Linked DNA regions of Mus musculus: region 2 is linked to region 1. Evidence: chromatin contacts called from ENCODE Hi-C or POLR2A ChIA-PET data. All regions are on one chromosome and are shown on one strand. The core of a region is the stretch at or near the end of the contact, and the rest is flanking DNA. Distances in the headings are between cores, read along the strand shown.

Region 1 (6,021 bases), core at 2,114-4,613:
AGAAACATGGACCTGTGTGTGGATGAGTCTCTGGACAAGTACCTGGGAGCCTGCCAGGGCAAGCGGAGTACTCCTTCTTGGATCACAGGCACAGCCAGGGTGCAGAATGGAAGGACGGGTAGCTCTCTGAGAAAGCATTACTACCCCCCCCCCCCCCCCCGAGACCTAAGATATTCATCAGGGATGCACAGGGGAACATCTATATACATCCTTGAGGAGAATCAGGGGAAGGAGCAATGTGGAAACGGATGAAACGACAGACAAGAGAGCCATCGGTGAAGCAGCAGCGTTAACAGAGCTTAGCCATCAGTCTAATCTGCAGTGTATCTCAGGCTTCCAGCCTGCGCAGGACGGTGCCCACAGGTGTACCACTTGCTAAAAGAAATACAGGAGAAATTTTTTTTTTAAATTAGGGGGTGACGGTGGGAGAGGTGTCACCATGACACTTGTTTCTACTAAACTGACTTAAGAGCATCATTGGGTAGCCAAGTAGAGGGCCTGTTTTTTCCACTTGACTTGGGACTTAAGGTCCATCCACAGGAAGTGTATTGGCACAATGTGGGCTAGGAAGACATCAGTATAAGGATAAGGAGTGTCATGGTGCCCCAAGAACATGTGACAAGGAAGGAGCCTACCAGCAGCCTCTACACCATGAGGCCGACACCTTTCTCTGTCACAACTGTTCAAAGCAAGAGAAAGTGCAAGATTGTGAAATGCATACCTTCTGCCCCCAGGCCCAGTGTGATCCCTACCTCAGCATGCTCTGCACAGGTATCCCTTAATGCAATAATGACAACACTGTTACCCCAATACCCTGAGTCCCTGACCCAGCACATGTATCTGAGTGATGAAATTTAATTAGACATTCTTCACTTACTTTTAGAAAAGAAGTATGATCTATGCTTTAGAAGTAAGAGTTTGTTCAATTAAACTTAAGGTTACTACCAATTCCGCAAAACAACAAAACACCAGGATCGTCGACCAAAACACCAGGCCAACGTAAAAGCTAGGCTCCTTCCATGAGATTTTCCCCTTGGCAACGTTTTGTTTTTTTTTTTTTTTGTTTTTTTTTTTTTTTTAAAAGCCCCAAACTATGAAACAAAGAGTAAACTGTCTAAAAAAGTGCCTGATTTTCCCATTTTCAAAGTTCACATTTAGCTAAGACAGTGTGGCTAAGAAAGGCATGTTTGTGGTGGTGACTGAATACAGTATTATAAGAACATGAATTTTAAAGCTAGCAAGAGTTGATTCGAACAATTCCTATCGCCTCTTTGCAAATGAATTTGGGTGTCTCTTGCTGAAGCAAAGAACAAGAAGGCTGCTCACTATAAAGTACAAACGAACTCACGTGATTTCCCCCCTGACACGAGGCTTGGCTTCTCGGGGCTATAATTCAAAGTGCTATAATTAACTGACGTATTAGGTTCACACATAAATTTTCCAAAAGATTTAAATATAAGCGAATGCTTACTGTTCGCCCATGGTTTACCTTTTTTCTCACTTTGAGCACATACCATTTCTTCATCTTGAGTTCCTTCTAAGTAACAAATAACTATTACAACATCTTAAGAAAAGAAATTTCCTTTAAGACTCTGAAAAGAGCAAAATATATTCAGAAGGCCTCCCCCTTTCCAGTCCACTGCATTGTTTTATATATGGATATTAAGAGACTTTATCTTTTTATTATGAATCCTGTATCATCTAAATCTGTTTTTAAAAAAACCTTCTCTCCTGAAATCCAAATCACAGTATTAACACTATGCTCAAGTCACACAAAAATGATGCAAAATTATCTGAGCTTTGCAATGAGAATTCTGTCTTCACAGCAAAGGAATGGAAAGTAATTATTCCGTGTGTGTGTGTGTGTGTGTGTGTGTGTGTGTGTGTGTGTGTGTGTGTGAGTGTGTGTGCGTGTGCGTGTTAGTGTTATACAGGGCATGCTTGAGACACAAGACTCAAATGCATCTTAAGTAGCCTGCTTGTAGTGTAAGCCACCTTGTTTGGTCCGTTGGTTGATTGGTTGGTTGGTTGGTTGGTTTCTTGGTTCGTTGGTCAGTTTCTTGGTTGGTTGGTTGGATTTTTTAAGACAGGGTTTTTCTGAGTAGCCTTGGCTTCCATGTGAACATCTGAGTAGCCCTGACTGTCCCTGCGAGCCTTGCTTGTTTGTTTGCTTGTTCATTTGTTTTTGATTGATTGGTTGATTTTTTTTTTTAAGATAGGGTTCCTCTGAGCAGCCCTGGCTGTCCCTGTGAGCCTTTTTAGCCCCCACCATTGCTGAGCACTCACCGCACAGCCTGATGAACAAAAAAGCTTTCCTAATTCTCAATCTCATTTACAGACAACCTTGCCAGGCTCATTGGCACACTCCTGCAATCCCAGTACTCACACAGCAAAGACGGGAAGATGGTGAGTTCAAGGTCAACCTCCACTAAGAAAAACTTAGTAGGGTGTTTCCCCTTACTTACAAAAAGGAAAGTGGGACATGGAATGTTAAAATAACTTGGCTTCTAGGGCACAGCTTAAAGGTCAAAAAGTTATAAATGTACTGAACGCCATCGAACTCTACACATAAATAAAAATGTGTAAAGTGGGGGATGGAAAGATAGCTCAGCCTGTAAAGCGCTGTATAGTCAGCATGAGGACTCCAAATGGAATAGCCAATACTCAAGGGGAAGCTGGCACCATGGTAGATGCCTGAAATCCCAGAGCAGGGGATGCAGAAATAGGCAGGTCTCCAGCTAGTCTCAGTAAGCAGTGAACTCCAGGTTCAGTGAGCCATCCTATCTCAAAATAAAATAAAATAAAATAAAACAAAATAAAATAAAGGGCTGAGGAAAACAGTGCCAACCCCTAACTTCTACACACACATGTGCTCACATATGCACATATCCATCACATATACACTACACATAGCCACAAATGCTTAAAGTGCTATATTTAATGTCATGTATATTCTAACACACATTTTTTTTAAATGCTTGAAAAGAATAGCTAGATCCAAAATCGGTTTCTTATACCAAAATAAATTCCAAGCAGACTAAAATTTTAGCAGTTTAGAAACTATAAAATTCCTAGGGGTGCAGGGGGTGTGTGAAAACTCTAGGATCCAAACCCAGTAATCCAACAGTCCACCATGAGAATCCCTGCCACTCGCTAATGGTCTCCCACAAATTACTGATTTATGGGTAAAATCCACCCAAAGTGCTATTACCCAGAACTACCTCATTATCATCAAATTAAGTTTCATAATAACTCAGCAGTAATTCATGGCTTCCAGGGAATCTGCCACACACTGGGCACGTCTGACTGCCGAGCATGTGGAGGCCAAGTGCCCGAGCAAGACCAAGAGGCACCTGGAGAGGCAGCCCAAGCAGAGCAGCCAGCTTGTTGACTGTGGAGACAGCCACTGCCAAGGAGCAGGGTCTGTGGGACGGATGCATTCCAGAGCCTACTTTTGGAGCCTGGAGTCAAGGGAGAAATGTTTGCTATGGAAAGGATGCAGAAAATAATCACACTCGTATCTGAAGAAGCCACAGCATACAGCAGGGAACAAACAAAATTACAGTTTTCCAAAATACCTCAGAGTTGAAAGCTTGCAAAAAGCCACAAATCTTTTCCTGTAAGTCTAAATAGAGTTCAGAGGGAGGAGGGAGGAGGGAGGAGGGAGGAGGGAGGAGGGAGGAAGGAGGAAGGAGGGGCCAATCGTGGATTCTCCCTGTGGCCTTCAGACAAATGTGAGTCCCAGATCTGGGGAGGACATTCTCCCTTCAGGCAGAACTAGGGAGTGGGGGTACAAGGTATGAGGGGGACAAGGGTAGAACTGCAAAAGAAGCACAGGGTGGGAAAACCAGAGCTCTATGAAGTCTGAGCTCACCACAAAGAGATGACAAATGCTTTCCACTCTGCCGTTGCTGTGTCAATCCATGCTTTGCTGCCTAGGATCCATGCTTTGTCCTAGGATCAACCTAACTGCATTTCACAGCAGGGAGAAAGTCAAACGCACCTCTCCCAGAATGCAAAGCGTCAATATGGAGTCTCATTCCCATCGCATAAGCCATGCCGGTTCCCAGGCCAGTGGCTCAATGAACATGAAACTAAAAGGGAAATCAGAACTGGCCTCGTGGTAGCACTTTTACCAAACTCTGAGCTTCAGGAGCAAGTAAGCACTTTGACTTCTTACCTCGCAGGTCTTATAAAATAAGAAAGATGCACCTCGGATCCAGATGGCCCTGCTGTAAAGGAGCCTTAGCTCTCCTCTTGCTATATAACTGATTGGTCAATGTTCTTCTTGGACTCACAGGCACAGGATCATTTCCTTAGTCCATGAGTTCCAGTACAGCCTGCCCTTCACCAAGGCTGAGACTCCACTGAGCTCGAATGCTAGGTCCTACTCTGCTGAGGATAGTCCTAAAAACAGAACCAAAGTTTAATTACAAGGGGCTCCAGTGAGTGGAGCATTGCCAACTTCGGCCAGCCAATTAGAGGCCTTAACCATGCCGTTGGTTAGCAGCATTATAAATGTGGTTCTTTTAATTTTTGCTCAGCACACGGGGCACAAGATGCATGCCCACAGGGCTGGGTGCCTAGAGTTCAGAGAGATTTCCCAGGCACTGTCAAATTCAGAACAAAAATTAAAAAAAAAAAAAAGAAAGATGATTTGTGACACTTTCAAGATGGCTAGTCCAGGGGATGCTTTATAAACTTCAGCTGTAGCAACGCTGTGTCCTGTGTCCCATGTCCTGCTCCAGGGCATTTCCATGGTGAGTTGGAGTGGTCATAAGGGGCTGGGGGCAGCAGAGTGCTGAAGCCACCATGGCACAGTCATGCACTCATGACCAAACATTAGACTCTTTCTGGTAGTGATGGGTACTAGGAAGCTGAACAGACCCTCCACGTGACTCCAAAGTCTACAGGGTCACAGCTGAGCCTGTGCAGCCCGTGCCTTAGGCACTTACTGCCCTACACATTTTGTAGCTAACACCAGCTTATAGCCGTTCTTTCTAACTTTTTTATTTATTATTATTATTATTATTATTATTATATTATTTGCATGGCAATCACTTTCACCTGGAAAACATCCCACCATCCCCTTCCTATTTTTTCTTGTAGCCTCTTTCCTTTCATCAAGTAGTCCCTCATATTTTAGTATATTAAAGACATAGTGGTATACACCTACAATACCCAACCCTTGGGAAGTAAAGGCAGGAGGATCAAAGGCAGCCTTGACTACAAACTGATTTCTAGGTCAGCCTGGGTTGCATAAGACCCTGTCTCAAAAAATAAAGGCCAACCAATAAATCAAGCTATGCTTTCCATACTGTACAGGAGAAATTCTATGAAGCCAGCTGTTGTCACTCTGCTTCTACTGTTTAACTGGCTCTGTAGCTGCACAGCAACATGGTTAAAGTGGTTGACCCCAACCCCGCACCACCCAAAGTCATGTCACTGTGAGCCTGAGGCTGGAATAGAGACAAGTAATAAAGAGAAAAAAAATTAATAGTATGGATTATAAAAAAAAAATAATGGCAGACGACTCAAAGATATCCCACGGGCTCAAATCCTGCCAAGGAAAGGAAAACCTAGAAAGAGAACTTTATTTAGCCCTTGGGAGCACGCCATTGCTTCAGTGGCTGACAGTCCAGCAGGAGCGGCCAGCACTGGTAGGCTCAGTGGAGGAGGAGCTCAGACCGAGTGTCCTTTCCGATCTCAGCGTGTGTATCCATGCACACGCTGGCTGAACGGGGGGGGGGGGGGGGGGGGGGATGAGAATGGAAAGATGGTAAAAGAAAAAAAAAATCACAGGAAGATTAGTGAGATGTGACGTAATAAAACATGACAGAGTCCCTGAAGGCCTCTCCCGAGTGTGGGGCTTCGGAGTGCATGCTAATTTTCTGAGCCTCAATTTTCCTTCTGATAAACAAAAAGCTTTTATGCTACCTAAACTTCACGATGAGCAAAGATCACAAACAAAAGCACTCTTTGGCATCACCTTGGCTCCCAAGAGGTTAGATGACTTAACTT
Region 2 (6,021 bases), core at 1,302-3,801, 38 kb after region 1:
TCTAGTGAGCTTATGAAGTGATGGCTTGCTTCGCTGTGCCATTTCCCTCCATCCAGAACCAATCTCTGTCCTTATCCATCCATTTAGTTGCCAGTGGGAAGGGGGTGAAGTTGCTAGCCTGGACCTCGCTGAGCACACCGTGAATGTCGGATGTTGGGGTACACACTTGTGATCTGAGCACTTGGGAAGTGAAGGCAAAAGGGTAGAAGGTCTAGGCCAGACCCTGCTACACACCAAGTTCTAGGCCAGTCTGAGCTGCATGAGCCCTGGCTCAGAGCAAAAAACAAAAACAAGGAAGGCTAGAAAATGGGCCCATGGTCAGTCGTTAAGTGTGTCTGCTGCTCCTGCAGAGGACCTGAGTTTGGTTCACAGCACCCATTTGGGGTGGCACACTACAGCCTATAATTCTAGTTCCAGGGCATCCAATACCCTCCTCTGGCCTCAGTGGTACCCAAATATATGTAGCACTTTCATGCATTCAGACATACACGAATGTATATCAGTAAAAACAAACTTTTTGGTTTGTGGTTTTTTTTTTGGGGGGGGAGGGTGCTGTTTTGATGTTATTGTTTGTTTGCTTGCTTGTTTTTGAGACAGGATTTCTCTGAGTGTAGAACTCACTGGGTAGACCAGGCTAGCCTCAGACTCACAGAGATCCTTTATCAACTTGCCATAGCCTCTGGAGAGCTGGGATTAAAGGTGTGGGCCACCACGCCCTGCATTAAAAAAACAAATCTTAACAACAAAAAGTACGTGTTCCCAGCAGCCTTTCCTGTGTACCAAAGGCATCTCAGAGCAGATTTTTTTTTTAATTCAAATTCGATTGCGTCATTTATGCCTTCCCTGATGGGAGGGGTGACAGTGTGGGACAAGAATCGTCGCCATCTCAGTAAATCAGATGTTCAGGAAGGTTTATCCACACAGTCAGAGAAAGGAACTAATTCATAATGAAAATGACTAGCACGCGCGCGCACACACACACACAAGCCTACCGAAGGCTCCTAAAATAAATATTTTCATATGAAAGCTATGTTTTTATACTCTCAAATTATTTCCAGCATTTGGCGTGGAGCCAAGGCAATTCAGTAACTTTGCCATTTATAGCAAAGCTGAAGTTTCGCTGTGGGGCAAACAGAGAAGTATCCTTGCTGGGAGTTCCAAGGCCACGGGACAGGAGTGCCAAGCAGGGGGAGACTTGGTTTAACTGCAATTCCCAGCTCTGGGCAAGTGAAACAAAAGAACCCCAAAAGATAAGAAATGCCAAGGCAGTGGGAGGTGGGGACCAGAGAAGGCACACCTCAGCTCCTGAGAAGAGGAAATACAAACACACAAGAGAACTATCATCTCCTTGTCCCTGGGAGGGGACAAGCGGCAGTCAAGGGGAAGCAGCTAAACTGACGCAGTCCACAACTGGATCTGCCCGGCATTCGACAAGACATCTATTCACAGTGCAGGGGAGATTCGCTGGGGGCCCTGAATCATCTTCCTCCTCACCCAATTTAGGAAGAAAGTGCTAAATGGGAATAAATTAACTTACTTGCAGTGGCGTGGAGTTGCCTTGGGCTTCAAGAAGTTATGGGAAAAATAATAGACTTGAAGTAGGGTGAGAGCTCAGAGGCTCAAGGGCTTGCCACACAAGCATTAGGGCCCGAGTTCAATCCCCGATACATGAATTTGTAATCACAGCACTCTGGGTAGGGGAGGGGGGAGCACACAGAGATGCAGATCTCTGAGTCCTAACTGGCCAACCTTGCCTAAACAGTTCTTTCCAACCAGTGAGAGACCCTGTCTCAAAAAAAGAAAACACAGACAGAGACTGATAAACAATATCCAGGGCTGACCTCCCACACTCCTAAGCATGTGTACACACACATGATCACACACATGAGAGCACCTGTGCACACAAGCAAGTATACATACACAATAACAATAAGGACCATTTTAAAGATTTCTTAAAATGAAATAAGACTATTCTTGCTGTCAACAACTCCAAGGCTGCTGGGTAAGACAAGAGACCTGGGAAGGGTTGCCCCATTATGGGAAACACTCTTAGTGACATATACTCATGGTCAGGACAGCCAAAGGAGAAACAGACAACGATTTAGGGACAGGCCCAGCCAGGTCAACAGCTAGTCTTTTAAAATCAGGAGAGACCAAACAGATGTGTACAGAACCACTGCTCAATAAACTGAATACCACCAGTTCAGTTCACTTTTCCCAGTCCTCAGAGGAAGCTCAGGTTTGAACAAAAATCATTCTGCAAAGAGAGCACCAATTACTCCTTAATCCCTCTGCCTCACCTGTCTGGGAGACTGGCGGAACAATGCCATCCAGCCTTCTGGCCTGCCTGACTTCCATTCCATCCAGAGTAGAGAGACAAGAAAAAGTAAAATCCAACATCTCGAATTGGCTGAGCTCTTAAAAATGTCAGCCTGGTGGGAACATGAAAACCGTTCTCGTCTCCAGAATGAAGCCAGAGAGATCCCAGAGTCAGCACGCACATCACAGCACTGAGCATGAATGGACTGTAGCTCAAGGAAAACACAAGCATCTGCCAGCGACATCTTGGAGACAACTGCGGGGTGGGAGTGTGGGCTGAGTGTGGCTCACACGAGGAAGCCGGGGAAGCCGCTGCCAGTGTTTGTGTTTTGAAATGTCACTGCTTTTTCTGTAAGAGAATGCCTCTGTTTACTGAGTCTAGTCTTGCTACAACCTGCAGGAAGGAAAAACACAGAATAGCAAGGGGAAGGAATCTGATCACCCCAGTTACCTCAAATTGTGTGTGTGTGTGTGTGTGTGTGTATGCATATATGCATACAAGCATATACATGCATGCATATATATAATACACATAGACATATATACACACATATAGACGCATACATGCATTTGTATGCATGCATCTATGTATGTACATATCCACAACCAAATATACCAAACACGCAGACACAGCACACATAGGACAATAGTAATTGTGAATCTAACTGGTGGGGTTTATGGGTCAAGAGCCAGGGTAGAGGAAACTGGCTAAGGCTCTAACCATCCTAGAGCAGGCACATCTACCAGGAAAAGAAACAAGGAAAAGAGCAGAGTTGAGGGTTACTTAACATGTAACTGGCAGAGACTTTAATCAGAATTATAAGTAACTTATTTATCTCTGAAAATTGCCACCACTTTCAGTGTGCTTGGTCTGTAGGGGTTTTCTACTATAATCTCTCCCAGATTTACTGTGTACATAAAAGGTATTTTATGACTTCAGATAATACCGAAACTCTATGGCTCTGGTTTTCACACTTGGGCAAGCAGCGTGCTGTAAATACAAATGACTACAAAATAAGTCACTCAGAAGAGATCAAATAACTGCATTTACAACTATCAGGCTCATGGGGAGAAATGGGGCCTCGGATCTGCACATTCCTCCGATTTTCTCACATTAAATCCTATTTAAAGGTCGCCATAATGCTAGTGGCCACAGTCCCGCCATCCCGTAATGACCCTGGCATAGCAAAATGAAATGGAAACCCTAAGAGTAATTAATGTGAGCAGCCGGGAGGAGAGAACAAAGAGATGGGGCTCACACGCCGTGTACAAGGGCCAGTAGGCTATGGCTCCCTGAAGTCAGGTCCCTGGGTCAGTCTCACTCAGTACCTGTGCCCTCCCCACAACCACACCCCCAACCTCACCCCACCCCCTGACCAGCTCTCCTCACCCCTCCCACTACCCCCCAGCTTGACTGCCCCAACCATTTTGGCTGCACTCTCTTGGTTTGCTTGGTTTCCATGTGCTCTCTCCATCTCTTCTCCTCTGTCTTTCTCTTCTCTTCCTCTCTGTCTTCCTCTCCTCTTCCTGTCTTCTTATCTTCCTATCTTCCTCTTCTCTTGCTCTCTGTCTTCCTCCCTCACTCCCTGACTCCCACAGCCCAGTCCATTCTGTTTGCCATGTTCAGTCTGCACTCTTCCAGATGCCCCTGGCTATGTTCTCCCTCTATCTACAATAAACCTCTTCAACCATACCTAAGAGCGGTCATATCTTCACTTAAATTCACCTGAACCTGTTCTATGTGGGCATAATGTTTTTGTGAACTGTTTAAAGACTATCCTTGTATTATTCAAACGCTGATTTCTCTGCCCGCCCACCCATCTAGTTGCAATCTGGACACACTGTAATGCTTACTCCAAGTATCTCCTGTTTCAAGTTTGTGTAAACATTGCTCCCCATTTATTCTCTAATTTAGCCAATGGCTGGGCAGAAGAGAGAATAGGGAGGGACTTAACACCAGGAAGGGAAAGAAGAAGAGAGAAGATGAAGAAGTCAGCCCAGGAGAGACTCAAACAAGTAGCAAGGGGCATACGGTTGAGATGTAAGTTAAAATAGCTCAGAGCCTTCCCAATCTAGGCTTACAGCTTGTTAATAAAATACCAGGTCTCTGTGTCTTTTACATGAGCTAGCTAGAGTAAAGAACTCATTTACAATCCTAAGATTCTCATTGCTAGTCCATAACACCCCCGTTTTAACAATAAGACAGACACATTTTTCAACTTTTCACCAGAAAACAAATGGTGTTTAATCTCTAAAACTGTACCATAACACGAGAACAAACTACTTTGGATATTTTTTTTCCTTCTAATCCCTAAGTAATCATACTTGTCACGAGTGTCCTGAGAGATTCATCTGCCAGTTTAAACCCATCATCCGCTCAGGCAAGTCACCATGTATGTATGCCTTAGCATCTTCATTACCTCTCCTCTGATACTTCTAAAAATGCCTGTGGCTTACGTCAAACCTTTCAGAAACATCCGGAAATGCTGTCTAAACTGCCTTGGCTCATCATCACCGAAGCTCCAGCCTCAAGGTTCACCTGGCATCCTTTCCATCAGCATCAGTGTTATGCATGTATTTGGAGTGCAGCCTGCCTGGGACCACAGGAAGAGTTAGAGGTCTGGCACCTCTTTCTAGGGTTCTGAAAAACCCCAGGGCCAGGGTCAGAAAAAAACACAGGGTCGGGAACAGAGGTGACACTGGGGGCCACAACTCTCTAGTCTCTGAAATCAGAGTAATGGGGACAGGAGACATTTCCTTGAACAAGCAGTATCCCTGGAATGTGGTCATTACAAACCAAGAATCTTGGAGAGATAAAAGGAGGCCTAGACTTACTGAGCCTCTTCGCATCTGTCAGGTGCTATTTGAGCTTCAGCAAATCACAGTATCTCTGAGTCTGAGGCAGTAGCCATTTAATGGCCAGTTCCCTTTTCATAACGAAACTGAGACCTGGTGGGAATCACTGACTTTGCTACAAAAGCTAAGGCTTTCTCATAAAATCCTGGATGAAACCGCCATCTCTGTCCAAAATGCCTAATATTCTTCTCTGCTTGGAAAGATCCAGAAAAGCTGCCCATGCCAACAAAATGCAGCCCATCATCCCAGAACCCCAACCCAAGCCCAACACAGCCAGTTACAGCTCAGTCGTGGTCCTCAATGAAGAAGTGAGCTCTACAGATCCACTAAATGAGCTATTCAATTATGTCAATGGCTGACAATTACAAGTGACTGGCAGTTATGGCCTGTTATGTGACACTTTCCCAGGAACAAATACAACGTTCCGGGGACCTGTGGCATTCTCACGTGTGACCATGACCGCAGAGTGAGGGTCGGCTGCTCCACTCCTCACAGGTAGGTTCCAAATGTTCTGAGACAGGTCACAGAACCCTAGCACTCCCCAAACCACCTGGTGACAGTGGTCATCAGAACTGTCACTTGGCTGTAGCCAATGGCCACATGTCCTCTGCTTGCTATCCTTTCCTCCTCACTCTCTTTCTACCTACATTTATGTAATATCATCTATGATAGCATTAGAAATAGACTGACTAGAAATAGATCCCTTGTCCACATCCAAAGCCCATGAAGAAAAAATGTGAGGCTTTTAAGGCAGTAGAACTCAAGATAAAAAGTGAAAGTAAATTCTGAAGTGCTGATTCCTCTCCACCCCCCACCCCTGCCCCAGTATCCTCCCACACAACACTG

Evidence for each region. A loop is a pair of places that touch in the nucleus more often than their neighbours do. ChIA-PET counts read pairs that join two places held with the same protein, here RNA polymerase II (POLR2A).
Region 2: a loop to region 1 is called in a map of Patski, with 1.8 times the contacts of the local background. The contact joins two enhancer-like sites. A Hi-C loop is called at or near these places in 9 of 37 maps with a recorded cell type or tissue (Patski, heart, left cerebral cortex and 1 more). POLR2A ChIA-PET finds 5 or more read pairs at or near these places in 2 of 5 experiments (Patski and embryonic stem cell).

Annotation. Positions count from the first base shown.
Region 1 is chr14:74,874,036-74,880,056 of GRCm38, forward strand. All of the region lies in intron 1 of Lrch1 (leucine-rich repeats and calponin homology (CH) domain containing 1), which reads right to left. Among named protein-coding and RNA genes, the nearest start is that of Gm10847, 45 kb to the right of the region's middle. Within about 2 kb of position 3,364, at least 1 of the 3 ENCODE cell types and tissues checked has a DNase peak (open chromatin) inside an H3K27ac peak, as active enhancers do.
Region 2 is chr14:74,912,680-74,918,700 of GRCm38, forward strand. The region is part of intron 1 of Lrch1 (leucine-rich repeats and calponin homology (CH) domain containing 1); the gene reads right to left. Among named protein-coding and RNA genes, the nearest start is that of Gm10847, 6.4 kb to the right of the region's middle. Within about 2 kb of position 2,552, at least 1 of the 3 ENCODE cell types and tissues checked has a DNase peak (open chromatin) inside an H3K27ac peak, as active enhancers do.